2 separate regions of the Homo sapiens genome follow, and region 2 is linked to region 1. The links are chromatin loops, found by intact Hi-C in ENCODE. Cell type or tissue: endothelial cell of umbilical vein. All regions are shown on one strand. Each heading gives the region's core, and the rest is flanking DNA. Links, peaks and the distances in the headings are about the cores only.

Region 1 (7,734 bases), core at 3,109-5,608:
GCCGTCCTCTTGCGATTCTGGGCCTTTGCCGAGGCTGAGGCCTTGCCATGGGCGTCTACCCACTCCCTGCCTCTGCTCCTCTTCATCCTGTCGTCAATCACTTACCTCACCTGCAGCCTTCTGGCCCACCTGCTGCAGTCCAAGTCAGAGCTCTCCCACTACACCTTCTACTTTGTGGACTATGTTGGCGTGAGCGTTTACCAATATGGCAGTGCTTTGGCTCATTTCTTCTACAGCTCTGACCAGGCCTGGTATGACCGGTTCTGGCTTTTCTTCTTGCCAGCAGCTGCCTTCTGTGGCTGGTTATCTTGTGCTGGCTGTTGCTATGCCAAATATCGTTACCGGAGGCCTTATCCAGTCATGAGGAAGATCTGTCAAGTGGTGCCAGCAGGTCTGGCTTTTATCCTAGACATCAGCCCTGTGGCACACCGTGTGGCGCTCTGTCACCTGGCTGGCTGCCAGGAGCAAGCAGCCTGGTACCACACCCTCCAGATCCTCTTCTTCCTGGTTAGCGCTTATTTCTTCTCCTGCCCCGTGCCTGAGAAGTACTTCCCGGGTTCCTGTGACATCGTGGGCCATGGGCATCAGATCTTCCATGCATTTCTGTCCATCTGTACGCTCTCCCAGCTGGAGGCCATCCTCCTGGACTACCAGGGGCGGCAGGAGATCTTCCTGCAGCGCCATGGACCCCTATCTGTCCACATGGCCTGCCTCTCCTTCTTCTTCCTGGCTGCCTGCAGTGCTGCCACCGCAGCCCTTCTGAGGCACAAAGTCAAGGCCAGACTGACCAAGAAAGATTCCTGAGGCTGGCAAGTGGGGCAACGTGTGGAGGAAGCCCCTCATAATTTGGAGAAAACTTGATACAATAGAAGCTGACTTTTAAGGCATTGGCTTTTAAATTAATACATATATCCAAGGATATGTTATAGCTGCAGTGTTTGAAAGCCAAAGGATTTAAGAGTTTTGTTGTTGTTAATAAAAGGAATACTCCTTTTCCTTTTGGATCATAGCTTAACAAGGCACAGGAAGGGAAGGGATCTTGACTAAGATTCATGAGACATTGAATTAAGGAGAATCATCTTCATGCCTGAAAATTTAGCAAAATTCCGACTATGGCCTCCAGGGGCAATTCCTAAAAGCTGAATGGATAATAAAATTGGACTGGAAAGTAAGTAGGTGGCTGGTCCTCACCCTGTTGGAATGGCTATCCTACTATGCTGTTCTTTGGTAATGGAATAAATTGACCCAAGGACCGAATTTCATTTGGATTTCAAATTGTCCAGAGTGGAAAAGCCTTCAAGATGACATGATGAATTACTCAGTTCATCTGATTTCTGGTCCCTCCTTTCTCGACAACTATAATACTAACCCTTTTCTCAGGATAACTGTCTACACCTGGCAGTTTTCTCTGACGTGCTGTTCACTCACATCCCTACCTTGCATGGTAATATAAAGGACTAGGAAGCAGTCATACTTCCAGGAAATGCTTGGATTCATGTGGACATTCAGGAAGCTTATTCTCATATAATACTAATCTAAACAGTACTAGAAATTACAGTGCCAAGAGCCACCAGGAGGCCCAGCCAATAAGCATAGATACTATATGGTATCATGGGACCCATCTATTTTTTACCAGTGGACTACAGGATTACTTGAGAGTTATCAGGGCTGCCTAACAGACCAGGAGATCTGGGGGTTGCACCAGGGAATCGCCATATTTGACCAGCATGTTTTAAAAGCTCTTGGTAGGATTAGTTGGTTCTAAGGATCCCTCTAGGGACCTCATTATTTCAAGAGGAACCCAAAGTCCAGCCTCCTACATAGATGCTGCCCCACGAAGGACCCACAAAACTAACCTAGTTCAGGGTTCTCAGGCAGGCAGTTCTGCTTCAGCTTAGAGCAGAACCCATAAAATACTCAAGTACTGGGATAGGCAAGCATGTGTGTTTACTGTGGATTGGTCCCTGAAGGCTCCTTTGGGTGAGAACATGTGAACCAGGCACCCTGGTTTGTTTGGAGCATTGCTGCCCAGAAGCTTCTATGGGATAGGTGGTGCTTGGGATTGATGTGTTGTGGCCATGCAGCCCTCCCTGAGGATTGACTTCTGCACTAATCCAGTGAAGGAGGCTGTGTCAAAAGAAGGGCTCAGAAGCCCTCTTTTCAGAGGCAATGATTCCTGTCAGTATGAGGTCCCTTAGTTACTAAAAAGGGACATGATTTAACTCCAGTTTGATGAACCTCCTCCGAGTTTACTTTATTGTCTTCAAATCTTTTGTTTTCTTCCTTTTTGTGAGATTTGTGGGTTTTGTGCCTTATAAATGGAAATGTATGAACACAATATATGCTCATGTAGAATTTTCTGTTCTGGGTTATTGGGATAAGAAAAAATATATATTGCTCTTCAACTAGTGAATGAAAGAAACTTCAGAAAGCTAGAATTGCTTATCAATCAAAAGACTTTCTCAATCTATTTTGGCCACAAACAAACATATTCAACTGAAGCTTTCCAATAATCTTTATATCAAGAAAGCATGCGTCTTGTCAGCTACATTGTTTTCTTAGATGGATTTCTCCTGTTAATCCTCAAATATCTGAACTTCTGTGTTACCCAAGTGTCTTATACAAGCTTCTGGTGTCTAGGACAAATTTATGGCAAATAAAATTAGCAAAACTGAACTGGGTTGAACTGAACAAGAGGATGGGGGAATTGTGCAAATACGTTGTTAGTAGAAGGTCAATTTAAAATAGGGACTAGAAATTATTTGAAGTTTTCTTTATTACGGATTCAAAGACTTATTTTGAAAGTTGGAAGGAGAAGGGAGGGAAGAGAGCAGAAGGGAAGAAGGTGTAAGTCAAGCTCTTGAATATAACTGGTGGTATTGTGGGCAGAGATCTTTAGTTCAAATCCACGTATTTTTTAAAAGAGAGAACCGGAGGTAGAGCAATGATCAGATGGGTGCACAGACCAGTGCCAATCTGAACATTGTTAATGGCCTGTGACATGATGAGCACAGGAACAGGCATGAAGATATTGCCATACAATTTTAATTTATACAAGTATTGGCCCCTCAAGTGGTTGGAAATTTTTTTTTTAATCTCTTTTTCTGAGACAGGGTCTTACTCTGTCGCCCAGGCTGGAGTGCAGTGATGCAATCACGGCTCACTGCAGCCTCGACCTCCCCAGCTCAAGCAATCCTCCCACCTCAGCCTCCTAAGTACCTGGTACTACAGGCGCGTGCCACCACACCTGGCTAATTTTTGCATTTTTTGTAGAGACAGGGTTTTGCCACGTTGCTTAGGCTGGTCTTGAACTCCTGAACTCAAGTGATCCGCCCACCTCAGCCTCCCAAAGTGTTGGGATTACAGACATTAGCCATCACGCCTGCCCTAGAAACAGTTTTTTAATAGGAGATATTTGAGAGGCATTGAGGTAGGAGACTCTATGACATGCCCTCAGAATATCAGAATCTTCTTAGAAATAAACTAGGAAATGCAGATGTTTTTAACTACTCAGACTTTTGAGGAATTAATCCTTTTAAAACATTTTTGTTAAAGTTAGTGTATCAGTAAGAAACAGACCTAGTTTAAAAGGAATAATCAACAATTTTATAAAGGAGATGGCTTATTCAACCATAGCCCCTCCAACATATCTACTGGAAATTCTGCTGGTTAACTTTATCTCTCTCTCTCTTAATTTAGACTTTCAACCTATGAAAATGTAAATACCTTTGAAAAAACTAAACTATCAGTCATTTACATCCTCTCATGAATGAAATGCAGTGTAGGGAGAGGAGATGGCAGGACACAGCAAACAGGACACATTTGCCTGCTTCTCTCTTGCCTAATTCTTCCTGACCTGTATTTACTGATGCTTAATAATACTTGTAAGACTCTAGGGGTTCATTTCCCATTTCAGCGGAAAGTACTTCACTCAACAACAATATTCTCAAGAGTCTTCTACTGGAAGCTAGAAAGAAATAGGAATTTAAGTCCATAGAATGAAGGTAGTTATTCCTGCCTGTGTTGCCCACCTGTTCACAAAAAGTACCTTTATGCTTGAAAACATTAGGTTCTTTGGTTACTGCACTGTAGTTTCAAATGGATCCTCCAGATGGCATTCATGTCTTACTCAGAAAGGGCACTGCCATTGTCCCCAAGGCTTCTGTCTACTAATTCTATTGGTCTTGTGTTTTGCTTGCTTGGCAAAAAAAAAAAAAAAAAAAAAAAAAAAAAAAATGGAGCTATTTTCTGTCTATATAAATCTACTTATATGAATAACCATTAAAGTGATTTTGTATATGCATTGTTGTAGTGTCAGCAGTTTAAAGAAACAGCTACTTTGTTTCTTTGACAAGGTCTTAACAAGGACTACCCTGAAGAGGCCCCCTCTGAAAGGTTTTATTTATACAAACATTGTCAGGAAAAGGAGGTCAGGACACTATCTCTACCAAGAAGCAGGAAAGTATAAAAACTTTTAAAAAATCTCCATGCCTTATCCCCCATACACATATCCCCCATACACACACCCTAATACCTACTTGTGAGTAGAACAAATTGCTTCCCCACAAAATGCTATGAAGTTGATTTCTCTGAAGATTTCAATGTAATTAAATAAATATTCCTAGTTTCATAGATGATAGTGTAAAAGATTTCAACATTTTTAATTCATTGGCTACAATTTTATAAATGTAAAAATTATGAATTATACTATGATTTAACTATAGCAGGTACTACAATGTACGTGTTGTGAAATGTGGCATCTATTAACCAACTAATTATGTAGCCTTCAAAGTTAGATTAAAAGAGCTGTGTAAAAGGTGATTCTCTAGGCACTGCTGAAGCTGCAACTGCAGCTTCAGGCTATAGTACTATCATAATCACTAAGAAAACAGCATTTCTATGGCTAGAGGCTCCACTGGTCGAATTATGGTTGTCACTCTTGCCCAAACCCTTTTTTTTTCACCAGCAGGGGCCCCAGGCAGTTTGAAAATCCTTCTGTTGTTACTGTTACTAGTTTAACCACTCTTCAGTTATTAATTTAGCAAGAATTTATTGAGCACCTATTGGTGAAAGGTACCACCTTGGCTCTGGAGACACCACAGTGTGGAAAAACACACTCTGTGGGCAGAGAGTCTGCCGTCTGCTAAATGAGGACCAGTATCTTTTCCTTGGGCCATGAGGGTCCCTCTCCCCGGATCGTGGTTCCAATCACAGCCTGAGGGCCAGGAGGCTGGGACCTGGTTTGGGCCAGAACTTCTTCATAAGGATTAAGCCCTCTCTCCCCTTTACCTCCAGAGGTTGGAAACATCTTCCCCTGTAGCAAGGCAGTCACCTTAAAGCTGCCTCTACTTCCCGTTACTCCTGCTACTTCTCCGACCCTTCTCACTACCCTCTAGTTGTTTTAACTCAGTCATGGGGATCCTTGACACATCCAGACAGAGAGAGAGAGAAGGCCTAAATTTCCACAAGCAGTAGCGACTTCCCAGGTACATAAAGTCCCATCCTTCAAGGAAGAGGATGTGTGGTTCCAACCTGAATACAGGTTCCTAACTTGGTAAGTTGAAAACAGCATGCTGCACTCTGGCTACCTCCTTAAAACAATAACCATATCCTTTGTGGAATTATTATAGAAGTAATTTAACATGGAAGGAAAATCATTGCATTAAAAAGATAATTCATTTAAATATTAACTTTGGGAGCATATCTATCTATGGTAAGGGCTTTTCTTACATAACAGGATTCTCACTGGAAGAGGTATTCACTATATTTTAAGATTCCAAGAGGCCTGGACCATATGGAAGGCTACAGAATAACAGCTCAAATTTTATTGTGCATTATGATTTCTAAAACATTTCCACATCAATATGAGCTTCTAAACTGTATGAGGTAAGTAAGGCCAAACAGGTCTCCATTGAACTAGGAAACACTAGAAAGGTCAAGTGACTGGTTTGAAGCCACACAACTAGTTATAATGTTTAAACTCATTTTTCCTTCAGAAAAATTCACGGTCCAGCTAATCAGAAACATCAGCACCAAATACTTGCAGAGCTTTTTACAGCAAATGAAGCACTTTTATGCATTATGTACACTTTGACATAATCTTTTAACTTTTGATCCTAATATCTCATGCATAGCCAGGGTTGCATCATTTCTTTTTTGAGTTAAAGTGACTTCACTCCACCCACATCCTTGGATGCAGAATAAAGCATTCATTGCATCACAGAGGCTTCTCAGAACCCCAAAGTTCATTGTCCATGGGCCCTTGGGGACTGGATTATAAAGTCAAGTCCTACTCTCCAGTCAGTTTCCTGAAAATATGTTTGGATCCTTGGATGAGAAAGTCCTGCCAAATCTCAAATCCTCCCTTTTATCTTTTGATGGGATTGTCAGTTCTTTAAACAATCACCTTTCCCCGGGATTTTGACAAGAGATATGAACTTGAACATGGGATTTAAAAAATGTTTCTCTGCCATATGAAAGAGTTTTGCAGACTTACTAGAAAGCACAAAAAAGTCTTTGATTATTTCTTAAAGCAATATATGCTTATTAAAGAAACTAGAAAAGTAGTAAGAAAAGATAATCCTTGGATCCATCAGTAAAATAAAATCCCTGTTAGGGAAAAATAAGGCTTATGTCAAAATATTGTCAATGATAAAAGGTGTAGCAGTGTCATGTAAAGATTCCTGAAAAAACAGATATTGTAAACTAGAAATTTTAAGCAGCCTAGTATTTTATTCTTTAAGTTACAAAATCAACCGTCTGGCTCAGTTTACAGGAGTACCGAGAATGACATTACACTCCCTTCTGACATTATATTATGTAGGTAATTTGATGTTGTTGTGGCTGATACTGGCTCATTAATCCAAGCCAATGATACATTGTCTCTCATGTTGAAAGAATTGCATGGAATGTTTCTCCTGAATCAAGCTCTCAGAGAGGACTGTGCTAGAAATACCTTTACTGGAGGTAAGGACTGGCCTGCTGAACCTGTGAGTATGTGGATTCATTGTCAGTCCTTCCACAGTGACCACTGCTGGATACCAGGCTCTGTTCTAGGCACCTGGGATACAGGAATGAATAAAACACACAAATTCCTGCCCTTATGGAGAAACAATGAACCAAATCAATAAATTATATATTAGAAGATAACAGTGCCAAGGAGAAACAGAGAGCAAGGAAGAGAGATAGACTGGAGAAATTGGTAAGTGTGCCATTTTAAACAGGATCAGGGAAGAATACCAAAAAAGGTGATGGAGCCAGCTCTGTTTCTCACCCAGGCAAAGGGAAGAAGTGCAAGGGCTCTGAGCCTAGGGCATGCCAGGAATGGCCAGGAGGGAAAATGCAGAGAGGGAAAATACAGCAGAAGATGAGGACAAGTTGTATAGGTCTTGTGAAGAATTGCTTTTACTGTGACTTTGGGAATGGGGTATGTGAGGAAGAATTCTGTCCAAGGAAATTCAGGGTAGCTATCTATCGATATGGATTAATTACTAATTGCACATTACTTTGCCTTTAGGAAATAGAGCAAATTCTGTTTCCTGCAATATGCACAAAACCAGACTGACATCAAGTTATTCCATGTGTAGGCCAGCAAACTCTGTGTTCCTGTGGCCACACTCTCATGCTTGCAGAATTCTTCCCAGATTCCTCCCAGAGCATTTTTAAAGTGCCCAGAATGTTGACCTCTGCTTCTGACATAGGCTTTGAATGTTTTCTCATTCTTTGGACACTAGT
Region 2 (7,734 bases), core at 1,871-4,370, 430 kb after region 1:
AAAAAAAGGAGTATGAAGTGTCTATGAAACCCACCCTTTTGGGATGAAAAAAATGGTTATGGAAATGACTAAATTTGTGAAATGAAAAAGAAATTATTGCCTGTTAAGTTTTCACTTGAAACAACTTTTTTCCTTGTTTTGTTTTTTGAGACAGAGTCTCACTCTGTCACCCAGGCTGGAGTGCAGTGGGACGATCTCAGCTCACTGTAACCTCTGCCTCCTGGGTTCAAGCAATTCTCCTACCTCAGCCTCCTGAGTAGCTGGGATTACAGGCATGTGCCAACATACCCAGCTAATTTTTGTATTTTTAGTAGAGACGTGATCTCATCATGTTGGCCAAACTGGTCTCGAACTCCTGACCTCAAATGATCCACCCGCCTCAGCCTCTCGAAGAGCTGGGATTACAGGTGTGAGCCACCATACCCGGCCCAAACAACATTTTTTAAAAGTTTCCTGTAGTTCTTCTTTTTCTTAAGCAGCTTCCTTCTACTTTTTATCCTGTTACTTCATTTTTGTTTTTATTTCCCCTCCAGATACATAGCAGGACTCTTGTATTTTTTGTGTTGATTTATCTTCATGGATGTTTTAGGAAGAGGTTGGGACAAGTTACAATAGGACTGGCAACAGGTGCCATTTAAAATGGGAAGTTCTCAGGGTAAGTCTCATGGTGTTTGCGACATCTAAGGCAGGTTCTGAGAGGTTTTTAATATAAGGGTCCCCTTTTCTGCTCTTCAAAGCCTGCAATAGTGCCACAGTGTTACTTTGTCACGCCCCCCCATGAAAGAAAAACCTCAAGGCAATGGCCACGTCGATTTTTCCTCCTTTCATCTAGCGCATGTTCTTGCGTGTGCTTGGATGGGGAGGGCTCTATGGGATCCTGTGCTGATAACCACAGCTCACTGACGGTCCCCCAAGCATGAAAACAGAAAAAGGGCTTTCCCCGGGGGCGGGATATCATTCCTCTAACAAATACTCTGAGAGGTCTGGTCCTTTTAGCTTGGAGAGAGTTGCCAGACCTGATCAAGGAGCCACATCCCTTCCATTTTAACCACTTTCTCCCTCTCCACCGTGACTAAATATCACCCCCCACACACATAGGTATTCCTGGCTGCTCAACGTTCCTCTGTACCTTCTACTAGAAACTCTCATCAGAGTTACTTAGAGATTGATCTTACCATTTCTTAACTTGTCCAAATCTTCTGCAGATTCTAGAAATTTCTCTTCCAACTGGAAGCAGAAACAGTAAATGGGTTCTTCTTAGTTAATTCTATTATAGACTTGTGATGTTGAATGGCCCCTATCTGGTGCATGATTTGGAGAATATAAGATTTCTGAGTTTCGCAGGATATACAGAGGGGGCTGGTAATGGCCATTTGGAAGTTTAGACCTAATTCATTGAGAAAAGTGCATGGGTCACAGCACATAGCTGCTCAATCTTTTAGTTCACTGCCACCCTGTTCTGATGAATGTCTATGATTAGGTCATATTTTGAGAGGGGACATCACTGGAAAGAAGGCACTGAGCAGTTCTCCTAGTTATGGTGTTGTCATATCTTAGTAAAGCCCGTGTCTCCAGGAGAGATCAGACCACAACCTTGTGTGTCCCCAGTGTGGGGTATGCCATGGGCTAATGGCCATCAAATATTCTGCCACCAAGGAGCCTCTGCTATAATTTATATCACCCCACTTTTCAGGAACCCTGCTAAGGGTGAAATAAGTTGCAGCTGTTGCACAGCTTTCACACTTGCAACTATAATTTTCTCTTCTGAAGTACATGGGACCCAATAGGGTAAAATTCTCAATTTAATAAAGGAATTAGAGTCCCACACTAACATTATTTTTCATGAAAACCTCTGGTTTCTGATGTGGTTTTGTGGGTTCAATATCACCATTTTCATGTACTGTCTTCTTGACTTTGGACATGTTACCGAAACTCTCTGTGTCTGAGTATGCTAATCTATGAAATGGGTATACTTACGGCACCTATGGTATAGGCTGATATCAAGATTAAATTACAAGGTCATGCAAAGCACTTAGAAAAGTAGCAGGTGTATAGTAACTGCTCGTTAAATATAAGTTATGTTTAGAATTTTGAAACTATACTTAGTTCTTGATCTACATCCAGTAACTTAAACATTGGAGTAAATTCCACCTCATCCTGAGACAAGTCACTTTGGTGGAAATAGCAGCCAGCAACAAGGCTGTCTCAATCTGACCAGAAGCTATGAGTGGTTGCAGGTATTTAATACAGATATGAAATTCAGTTATTACATAATGATGCAGTTGACTTAAATAGGCAGAATCTATCAAACCAAAAGTCTAAGCAAAAGTTATCAAGGTTTTCTGGATTTCAATGTTGTTATGATCTGGTTCCAATCTTGACTCTGCCTCAAAATAGCTGTGTGATCTAGGAATTATTGCTTAAAATCTTCAAGCCTTAGATTCTTAATCTGCAAAATGGGAATATAATATTTTCTTAAATGGAATTTTGTAATGTTTCAAAATGCATGATACAGGGCCTGACCCACATACATCAAGTAATAAATAGTAGCGGTGTTTCCAGTGGCTAATTATACTTTAATGGAGTTCTTTATGGTGAAAGATCAGGAATTTGGGGGTTTCTGGCTTGCTCCATGGAACAGAATTTGTTGTGGATCTATGATCACACAGGACCAGGATCTAGAGGTCATGGGGGTGTGTGCCAGCAATTAATAAGGCATCCAGTTCAGGACAAACCTAAGGAACGGTGGGTGGTCCAGGAAGGAGGGTAGACAAGGTGGGGTGGGGTTGGCAAGTGGGATGTGAGGACTGGGTTGTGATCATCAGCCTTAGGGCGCTGAGACCCCAGAAGCCTGAGCAAGGTCTGCAGTCAGCCCTGCCCCCGCCTTCAGTCAGGCTGGATGGAGACCTGGGAACCTGGGTTCCTCCCAGCCTTGCCCCTCCCTCCCTCCTGCTGAACTCTTCCTACCCGGGCTCTGAACACATCCCTGAGCTGCAGAGCTGATGTCTGCGTGACAGTGAAACAGGGTATTCATTTGTACAAAGGAAACAACCTAGAATGATAGTGTTTGGATTTCTTATGTGCTTATTTCTTCATAGAACTGAGAAAGGGTGAGGCTAAAGTCCCAAGCCTTCGTGAAGCAACGCACAAAGTACCGTTCCGAGGCTCAGGTCCACACGGCGCTGTGAGGCTGAAGGGGCGCGCTAGAAGTTCCCTTCACAGGACGCCACCTCACCTGAAACCCCCCTTTTCTGCTGCCACCCGAGGGACAAGATCTCCTGAGTTTGTCCATGACTCACTTCCCAGGAAAACCCTCAGGCAGTCGCTGAAGGACTCTGGTCTGGACTGGGAAGTGTTTTTCTCAGTGACACCTCTAGAGGGCAGCACTCAGCGGAGTCCCACAGACACCTCCAGGCATTTCCTACTCAAACACTGGGAGGATGACCTGGTAACACTGGGGAATGCTTGGGTGTTCTAGAAGCCTCCACGCCTCATTTTAACCACGTGTTTACTTGTCTGCATCCTCATAGACATGTAGGCCGCCCCAGGGCAGGGACTGTGTCTGTCTTGTTCACTGTCTATCTCCATGACCTAGTACAGAACCTGGAATTAATAAGTGCTCAACAAATAATTGCTGTGAATGTAGTCAATCTTTAATAGGTAGTTTGTTACAATCCACTCCCTTACACCTCTCATTTATAGTTTGCATTTTACCTCTAACTACAGCCATTTTTAAATATTACGTATTTTCATTTTTTTGTTGTGGAAATTATGAACATGAATAAAAATAAACAGAAAAGCATAAAAATTCTCCTTATATTTCTCACCTAGAATCAATAATTATCAACCAAAACCAATGTGAAGTTATATTTATGCCCACCTACTTCTCCTTTTGTAATAATTCCAAAGAAATCCCAGATCCATATGATTAATCCTTAAATACTTCAATGTGTTTTCCTAAAACACATAAACTGTTCTAAAGATAACCATAGTACATTATCACACATGAAATATTAACAATAATTATTTCATGTCATCAAATATTCAGTCAATATCCAAGTTTCTAATGCCATAAATTATTTTTTACAGTTTGTTTAAATTCTAATCCACTTAAGTTCTACACTTTTTGATTAGTTTCTTAATTGTATTTTAATATGTATGCTCTTAGATAAGAAGAAATTTTAACAATTTTTAGGTCAAATCTATTCATCTTTTTCTTAATTACAGTCCATTTTTATTTAAGGCACAATGCTTCAGTAAGTAATCATTGCATAGTTTCTGTGGGAAAAGTATGTGATAACGCAATTTTAAATCCAACTTAAGATGACCTTACTCAGAACCTACCTCTACTCCAGCTGCAGCCAGGAGCCACCGAATGGACTCCATACTGCCCCGTGCATTGGAGTAGTGGAGCTTGGGCTTCTCTGCCATGATAGCAGTCTCCTGGAGGTTTCTCTAAGCCTGAATGAATGAATGAATAATTGAAACGATAGAATCAAAAATGTACTTTAGGATGTGTGGTTGAAAACCACAAACAATGCTGAAGAAGAACCTGCCTTCTTCATGACTGGGTTGAAGGAGTTCCTGGAATGTTTTCTTGGCTCAAATTGTTACCCAGCAGTGGCCACCCTCAAACCAGTCTCAAGTCTTCATTGTTTACCTGTGACTTTTCTTGGCAGCCTAAGAGGTGAGAGTATGTGGTAATAATACATGTACAGGAGTTAATGGAAGGGGAAGAATTCAAGAACTAATATTTATTGAAAACTTCCTCATGATCCTTCCTCAATGCTAGTCCCTTTCAATATTTTATATCTTTAACCCTCCTTATAGTCTCATTAAATGGTTGTTTTCTCCAATTTTTAGTTAATGAAATCGAACATCAGAGAAATACAATGTTCACAGTCACACTCTGGTTGGTGATGGACATGAATATCTACACCAAGGACTAAAATGAAGTCACGCCTGGAAGACATCTGGGTGAAGGCCCTGGGAACCCATGAACTGGTTGTGAAACCAGAGGATGTCACTGACAGGGAGGACCGGCAGGGAGCTAAGTCACTCTTCAGCTCTCTGGCTGTGAGACTGCATTTGATCAAAACCAGAAATTAGGCTTCAGACTTGTTTTACTGTAGCTAGAAGATCCAAAGTCTTTCAACAGAGAATGCTAATACCTTGCTTCTTTTGGTGTTCTATATTTTAACTCTGTGGGGGGCATTTTGTTTTATAACCTGGCAAAAGAGATGTTGCTGCATTAACTTTGCAGGATATGGAAGGAGCTAGCATTTGTTCAACGTCAGTCATACACTGGCCATTCTTCTAAACTTCTCTCATTTTGTCCTACAAAAATCACCTAAGGTGAAAGGCTGTTGCTATTCTCATTTTACAGTTGAGGATACTGAGGTTTTTAAAGTAACTTACCCAGATTAAGTGGTGGATCTGGGATGCAGACTCACTGCTATTAAAAACTAAAGACTGAGTCTTATTTTCTATGTTAATGTTTCTCAAATATGCATGGTAATCTTTCAGTAGATTGTGAAACCCCAGTACTTTTTAAAATAAAATAGAAAAGAATAAAAATATCAGTGAGCATGACATGTTGAAGGGTAAGTAATGTTTCATGAGTTGTTAGTTTCAGTTATTTGTATATTGTGTGTATGGATGTTTGCATGTGTGCACGCTCACCTGCTTGTTGTAAATGGTTAGAGAGAAATTGACTGGGCTCATCAGTGAAGTTTGATAGCCCTTGCTCTATCCCAGGCTGTTTGGGAGGTGGAACATAGCAGAGTATCAGAGAATGAAAACCAATGGCTGCAAGGACAGATGCAACTAATTGTATCATGAATGTGAATGGAAGGACACAGGACTCATTGAAAGCAGGAGTTCCAGTGCCAGGACTTAGGAACAGTTGCATATTCTCTCCAAACCCCCAGCTCTGTGATTAAACATTAAGATTCTTCTTGCAAAGTTTTGTGGTTGTTGAGTTTAGAAGAAAAATATACTTGCCTTTAACAACTAATGTATTTCTTTTTTTTTTTTTTTTGAGATGGAGTTTTACTGTTTTTTTCCCAGGCTAGAGTGCTATGGTGCAATCTCAGCTCATGCAACTTTAGCCTCCCAGTTTCAAGTGATTCTCCTGCCTCAGCCTCCCAAGTAGCTTGGATTACCAGCACATGCCACCACACCTGGCTAATTTTGTATTTTTTGTAGAGACAGGGCTTCAGCATGTTGGCCAGGCTGGTCTCAAACACCTGACCTCAGGAGATCCACTTGCCTCAGCCTTCCAAAGTGCTGGAATTACAGGCGTGAGCCACTGCACCCGCCGTCAACTAATGTACTTCTACAAAAGTATGTATGACTTAAATTTAGACATCAAAATCTTTTTTTTATACTTTAAATTCTGGGGTACATGTGCAAAACATGCAGGTTTGTTACATAGGTATGCACATGCCATGCTGGTTTGCTGCACCTTTCAACCCGTCATCTATATTAGGTATTTCTCCTAATGCTATCCCTTCCCTAGGCCCCCACCCCACTATAGGTCCCGGTGTGTGATGTTACCCTCCCTGTGACCATGTGTTCTCCTTGGTCAACTCCCACTTATGAGTGAGAACATGTGGTGTTTTGTTTTCTGTTCTTGTGATAGCTTACTGAGAATGATGGTTTCCAGCATCATCCATGTCCCTGCAAAGGACATGAACTCATCCTTTTTTATGGCAGCATAGTATTCCATGGTGTATATGTGGCACATTTTCTTTATCCAGTCTATCATTGATGGGCATTTGGGTTGGTTCCAAGTCTTTGCTATTGTGAACAGGGCCGCAGTAAACATACATGTGCATGTGTCTTTGTGGTAGAATGATTTATAATCCTTTGGGTATATACCCAGTAATGGGATTGCTGGGTCAAATAGTATTTCTAGTTCTAGATCCTTGAGGAATTGCCATACTGTCTTCCACAATGGTTGAACTAATTTACACTCCCACCAACAGTGTAAAAGTGTTGCTATTTCTCCACATCCTCTCCAGCATCTGTTGTTTCTGACTTTTTAATGATCGCCATTCTAACTGGCATGAGATGGTATCTCATTGTGATTTTGATTTGCATTTCTCTAATGACCAGTGATGATGAGCTTTTTTTATATGTTTGTTGGCTGCATAAATAGACATCAAAATCTTTTAAATGTCTACATTTTAAAATGTGGGAGTCAATAGTTTAGCCTTTGGAAAGTAAAGAATTCTTTGAAATCATACTGAATCAACTTACCTGTTCTGTGATTAGATATTTTGATGTTGTACTTTCCTAACTTGGGAAATGCAAATAGCATTATTCAGCAGAAAGAAAGGGAGAGTGAAGTTCACACAAAAGTGTGGGGCGCGGTTGTTTAATTGTTATGGACTAGAGTTCACAGTGTCATGATTCCAATCCCCACACTAAGCTCCCTTAGCCATTGATTGAGAATCATGTTTCAAAAGGAAATGAATTTTTATCTTATATAATATTTTATCACAACACTCCTGCTGATAACTAACATATCGCCTCTCAATATGAGGTTTCCAAGGGTCAGGCTAAGACTGGGGCAGAGGTTACCGTTGAGCTTTGTTCAGTCAACACAAAATGAGAACCTGAGAGCTCAAGGATTTGCCATGGGTCACACACACATGCTCCTCATTCATGGTCAATATCTAGGGAGTGTGTCTACCTTCTGCAACAACCCTGGGAAATGGCTCCTAATAG

What was found. Hi-C counts contacts between places; a loop is a spot of excess contacts. Peaks named below come from ENCODE experiments on the same cell type or tissue, not always from the same donor. Only the 100,000 strongest peaks of a DNase experiment are listed, where the experiment ranks them.
Region 2: a loop joins it to region 1, with 23 times the contacts of the local background. A loop is called at or near these places in 1 of 110 quality-filtered maps.

The regions. Positions count from the first base shown.
Region 1 is chr6:52,403,475-52,411,208 of GRCh38, forward strand. PAQR8 (progestin and adipoQ receptor family member 8) reads left to right here. Exons shown (of 2, transcript NM_133367.5): 2 at 1-4,303. The coding sequence ends at 804. Among named protein-coding and RNA genes, the nearest start is that of EFHC1, 13 kb to the right of the region's middle. In endothelial cell of umbilical vein, for the core only: a CTCF peak has its summit at 4,107 (motif pointing right); a DNase peak (open chromatin) is centred at 4,117.
Region 2 is chr6:52,836,383-52,844,116 of GRCh38, forward strand. It overlaps GSTA5 (glutathione S-transferase alpha 5), which reads right to left and starts at 4,431. Exons shown (of 6, transcript NM_153699.3): 1 at 4,345-4,431; 2 at 1,176-1,227. The coding sequence starts at 4,431. RefSeq lists an enhancer at 7,290-7,459. In endothelial cell of umbilical vein, for the core only: a CTCF peak has its summit at 3,377 (motif pointing right); a DNase peak (open chromatin) is centred at 3,399.